Linked DNA regions of Homo sapiens: region 1 is linked to region 2. The links are chromatin loops, found by intact Hi-C in ENCODE. Cell type or tissue: heart left ventricle. All regions are shown on one strand. Each heading gives the region's core, and the rest is flanking DNA. Links, peaks and the distances in the headings are about the cores only.

Region 1 (2,922 bases), core at 296-2,795, 180 kb before region 2:
CATAGAGAAATGAGGGTCGGCCATCGTGGGCAGGAAGGGGATTTCAGAAAGCCTTTAAATGAGTTATATTTTGCTTTTACATAAAAAAACAAAGTCTGTCATATGTCTAGCCGGCTAGTGCTGCTGCTGAAGAAGCTGAACATCGTCCCAGAGGGCAGCAGAACTCTCCGCATCGCACACAGGCAGTTTCCAGCCAGGTGTGTGCCAGTTGCTGGGTATATGCTTGTTTGCTCTGAGCCCTGGCATCCCCCTCCAGCTGACAGCTGCTTTGTTGAAACTGCTGTTAATGCTGAAGAGGGAGCAAAAAGAAAGAAGGGCATCGTGAGGTGTCCTGCCTCTGCACGTTGGGACATGGAGTGGTTCTTTCTGAGGAGCCAGGCCCTTAATTCCTGATGTGCTTTTCTAAATGGTCACGGTAACATACTTCCGGTTAATTCCTGATGCGCTTTTCTAAATGGTCACGGTAACATACTTCCGGTTAATTCCTGATGCGCTTTTCTAAATGGTCACAGTAACATACTTCCGGTTAATTCCTGATGCACTTTTCTAAATGGTCACAGTAACATACTTACGGTTAATTCCTGATGCGCTTCTATAAATGGTCACAGTAACATACTTCCGGTTAATTCCTGATGTGCTTTTATAAATGGTCACAGTAAGATACTTCCGGTTAATTCCTGATGCGCTTTTCTAAGTGGTCACAGTAACATACTTCCGGTTAATTCCTGATGCGCTTCTATAAATGGTCACAGTAACATACTTCCGGTTAATTCCTGATGCGCTTCTATAAATGGTCACAGTAACATACTTCCGGTTAATTCCTGATGTGCTTTTATAAATGGTCACAGTAAGATACTTCCGGTTAATTCCTGATGCGCTTTTCTAAGTGGTCACAGTAACATACTTCCGGTTAATTCCTGATGCGCTTCTATAAATGGTCACAGTAACATACTTCCGGTTAATTCCTGATGCGCTTCTATAAATGGTCACAGTAACATACTTCCGGTTTAGCAACATAACTGGATGCTAACATAATGACTACAAATAATGACTTACCTATGTTAAGTACTTATGGACCCACGGTGGCTATGCTGAATACTTTGCATGTATTTCCTAGAATCTTTACAATAACACCATAAAGAAAGTACGAAGAGTGTCCCATTTTGCAGATGAGGGAACTGACATTTAGAGAATTTAGACATCTGTCCTACGGTACACAACTATCAGGTGGCCCATACGAAATTGCTTTTTTAGGTATCAAAAGCCAGTCACTTATTAAAAATTTCATGTAGTTCATGCTGACAATTTCTGGCAGAGCCATTGCTACCAGATAACTCTAAGTTTGTGTGTATATACTGATGTAAAACTCTCCATGGCTCCATGGCTGGGCTTTTAGTCAGATTTCACCAAATTAAAAAGATGAACTTCTACAAAGTTAAAAAATTTTTGTTTGCACTTTCAGCAAAATAGCTCTTTATGTTAAACTCTGAGACATGGAATACTGAAGTTTATGATATCATTGTGGTTGCAACAGTGTTCAACTTGCAGGTTCCATGATGGTTGATTTTTGACTGCTTGAGTGTGTTTCCCTGCAGGCCTGCAGGGTGAGCTGTGAAGCTCACATAGAGACATTTGAGTTGTATTAAAATGGGTTAGCCAAGGCCTAATGGGCTGTAAAAAATAATGTGCTGTGGTGGTGTGTCTGATGATTTCCAGCCCTCATTCTTTCATCATTAGACCAGTGACACCCTCTAAACAAACATCTTACCAGTCAATGGATAAGTGGTCCCTGTGTCCAATACATAATTCTCATGCTTAAAATTAAAAAGTTATTGTAAAAACAAAATGGTCACTATGCCTAATATATCACTGTTCTTCCTTAGCAATTAGAACCTCTAAAATGAGTGAAATTAGAATAAAGAAGAACATTTCTATCTTGTTTGCATGAGCAGATAGGTCTTGGACCTCTGGAAGTTCAGCTCAGTCCACCAGTGTTTATTGAGCACCTGCAGCCAGGTGAGAGGCATTCTGCAGAATTTGTGGAAGAATCATACATGCTTAAGTGTTCTCTGCTGTGCCTCAGTCTCCCTATTTATAAAATGAATAAAGACGGCTCTGCTTCCAAGAGATTTCATTTGTATGGCAGCTTAAAATCTTCCAGAGAAACATGGCTGCCATTTACATTACTAATAAATAAAATTGTTCCCTAACAGAAACCAGCTCACTCAACCTGCCTATATTTACAATTAGAGTCGTTTGTTTGTTTAACAGATCCTTAAGCCTTACTTCCAGGTACTGTTCTAAGCATTTTATGTATTTTTTAAAAACCTATTACATAGATATTGTTACTATTCCCATTTTACAGATGAGGAAACTGAGACCTAGAAAGGTTAGATAACAGGCCTAAGGCCACAGGACTCTGAAAGTAAGTGAGGAAGCCAGGTTAAACCCAGGCAGTCTGGTTCATATCGTTCCTGAATGTGATAACCCTGCAGTCTGTTCCATCCCGGGCACAGGCAACTGGCTATTCTCACTGGGGAAGTCTGTTTTGCAAGGGTCCTTCTTTGTGTGCCTGAATGTGATGCATTTTGCACTTACTTCCTGAGAAAACTATTGCTGTTTCTTAAAGGTTCAATGGCTTTTTTATCCAATTTGTGATGGAATTCAAAAACAGAAGGAAGGATTTTTCCAGGAGGTATCTCTGTTTCTGTAATGGAATAGCCATTAGTTCCAGTTTCTCCCCTTAGCTAGCTCCCCCCGACATTCTCTCTCTCTTTCTCTCTCTGACACACACACACACACACACACACACACACACACTCCTTGAGTGTTCGGATGAGGACCCTGCGGGCCCTGAGTTCCTGCCCGACAGCATAAGAAGTTGGCGTAGAGTCAGCCCCTTCCCACTGCCTGTCAGAATTC
Region 2 (2,922 bases), core at 258-2,757:
AGAACATGAAGTCGCTGCTCTGTCACAGATGGAGAAGCAGACTATTGTGGATGTTGCAGGAGCTGGGATTTGGCTGGATCCCCTGGAAAGGTTTTATTTTGAGTGCAGAGCCTGTTTGGTTGCCAGGGTAAACCAAGTGGTTGTATGATAGAGGAATTCCAACCCTCGCTAACACTCTGACCCCTTGTGCCAGCTTTCCAATAAGGCTTGAGAGTTCTTTAGAAAATCTCCTTCTTGGCACACTTTGAACTGGAGAGCAGTGACACTCTTGGCAGTGCTTTTGGTACTTGTTAGTTGTATCACTTAAGTTGATCGGGAAAAGAAAATAATCACTGGGGAGGGACCCCTTTTAAACATTTATAGTTTTGAGAATGCTTCACTGATCCAGCCCTGACTATACTCAGCACCTATACATCCTTGTCTTTGGTCTAGGGGCTCTGGTAGGAGGCGGCATTGAAATATGCCATCCCCTCCCTGCTGTTGCATTCTGCCGTCCAGCCCAGCTCTCCCATTGGCCCACACGGGGCTGCCCCTCTGGCCCTGGCTCTCGGCTTCCACACAAGCAGCTACTCTTGTACAGGATGGTAAAGTTAGGTGGCATTCACACTGGAGCAGGGACCAGGATCCAAGTGAAAGTAAGTTTCAGGAAAAGCTTGAGTCATGTTTCCAGTTTCAAGAGCCAGGCTGAATCTCTCAGAAGGGGAGCTGACGGGCGGCAGTGGGAGAGTGGAAGAGGTGGGCCCTGGGCACAGCATGTACTATGGCATCGCTCATCACCTGCCAATGGCAGGGAGCGTGGGCTGTCTTATATTCTGTTTGCCCCTCTCAAGAGGTAAGCTCCTAGCAGGCAGGATAACCTGAAGCCCTCTGGTGGGCCCTGTAGTGCCGCACTGTACTAGACAAACAGCGCGTGTCAGTGTTCTCGGGGAGGTGGGAGAAATTATGCACTGAAGAGCAAATCTCGGGAGAACATGAGGTTCCACGTGGGGTGCGGTGTGGCTGACTTCATCGCCAAGCAAGTACCAGCCCCTCCTGCTGTCATGGGCGTACTAGGGAACAGTCCTTTGCTCAGCCGGCTCCTGGGTTTCTGCAGGACCTCAGCAGGCTGCTAACTCCCGGATGTGAGCTGGTTGAGGGCAGATACTGGGTCCCCTTCATGTGCTTCTCTGTGTCCAACTCAGTGACTGAAACATGCTGTTTGTTGAATAACTAAAGGAATCTATGAATAAACTGGTGACAATGGAAGCCCCAGAGGTTCAAACATTCTAAGATGCCTATACCAAAATCTTTAAAAAAAATCAAACTCTATCCAGTGACCAACTCATTTTAGCCAATACCCCAATGCAATGAAATTGTAGCACCAAAAAAATTTTTTTAGAATCTCTCTTCAAACTCCTTATAATGGGATTTGACCTCTCAGACTTAGTAATGGGCAATCTGGTTTACTTTGCCTATGAGTAGAAGCTGTGAAGTACATAAAAGAGAACTTTTGTTTGCCTCTAAAACTCCAGGTAGTCAGTGCAGCCTGTTCTGTCCTTCGGGGCAGGCTTCTTGTCCTGATGAGTGTGCCTGCGTGAGTTGGGGGAGGACAGTAGCAACCTCGTGGTGCCCACCCCGGCCCCCATGCTCTTACCCTTCCTTTCTTACCCTTGCAGCCATCCCATTTTCCCAGCCAGCTGTCTGGCTTCCCAGACCACCTTTTAATGCCCCTATAAGCAGGAAAGACATTAAATCGTCTGTGCCCCAGGCACAGCCCACCCCACTCACAGTCATTCTTCCTGTCCAGCTGTGCCCTCTGTTGGTGGAAGGGCAGAGCCAGAGAGGAGCATGGGCTCATTCCATCTCATTTTTTAACAGAACAGTTAAAAGAAATTACTCTTCTCCATAACTTGCAAACCTTGTCACTTCTTAGAGGACATTGGGATTAAAGGAAGAGGGTGACAGTTAATAGCTGGGCTCTGAAACCAGATTTCCTAGTTTTTATTATTTTAATTGAGGAAAAATTGACATAACATTAACCATTTTTTAAAGTGTACAATTCAGTGGTATTTAGTATGAGAACAGTGTTGTGCAACCATCACCTCTATCTAGTTGTAAAATATGTCATTACCCCAAAGGAAAACCATATCCCTATGAAGCAGTCTCCCCTATGACCCCTGGTAACCATCAGTCTGCCTTCTATCTCTATAGATTCCCCTTTTCTGGATATCTTCTGTAAATGGAATTGTACAATATGTGTTCTATTGCATCTGGCTTTCTTCACTTCTGTTCTTGAGGTTCATCCACATTCCATCTAGTATCCATCCATGTATCAGTACTTCATTCCTTTTTATGGCTAAATAATATTCCATTGTGTGGATATACCACATTTTGTTAATCCATCCAAAAAAAATTTTTTTTTCAGACTGAGTCTCACTCTATTGCCCAGGCTGGAGTGCAGTGGGGCGATCTCCACTCACTGCAACCTCCACCTCCCAGATTCAAGCCATTCTTGTGCCTCAGCCTCCCAAGTAGCTGGAATTACAGGCGCCCTCCACCACACCTGGCTAATTTTTGTATTTTTAGTAGAGACGGGGTTTCACCATGTTGGCCAGGCTGGTCTCAAACTCCTGACCTCAAGTGATCCACCCGTCTTGGCCTCCCAAAGTGCTGGGATTACAGGCATGAGCCACCGCGCCCGGCCAATCCATCCAGATATTAGTGGACATTTTCATCTTTTGGCAATTGTGAATAATACTGCTATGAACATTCTTGGACAGGTTTTTGTTTCAACACATGCTATCAATTCTCTAGGATATATTCCTAGGAGTAGAATTGCTGGATTATATGGTAATTCTGTGTTTAACTTTTTGAGGAACCACCATACTGTGGTTTGTACTATTTTACATTCCCACCAGATTGCTTAGTTTTGAATCCAGCCCT

The links. Peaks named below come from ENCODE experiments on the same cell type or tissue, not always from the same donor. Only the 100,000 strongest peaks of a DNase experiment are listed, where the experiment ranks them.
Region 1: a loop joins it to region 2, with 4 times the contacts of the local background. A loop is called at or near these places in 3 of 110 quality-filtered maps.

The regions. Positions count from the first base shown.
Region 1 is chr6:5,581,323-5,584,244 of GRCh38, forward strand. All of the region lies in intron 5 of FARS2 (phenylalanyl-tRNA synthetase 2, mitochondrial), which reads left to right. Among named protein-coding and RNA genes, the nearest start is that of FARS2-AS1, 120 kb to the left of the region's middle. RefSeq lists enhancers at 1-1,190, 71-140. In heart left ventricle, for the core only: a CTCF peak has its summit at 1,589; no DNase peak of the experiment used is centred there.
Region 2 is chr6:5,764,673-5,767,594 of GRCh38, forward strand. All of the region lies in intron 6 of FARS2 (phenylalanyl-tRNA synthetase 2, mitochondrial), which reads left to right. Among named protein-coding and RNA genes, the nearest start is that of NRN1, 240 kb to the right of the region's middle. In heart left ventricle, for the core only: a CTCF peak has its summit at 1,807 (motif pointing left); no DNase peak of the experiment used is centred there; H3K27ac peaks cover 1,398 bases.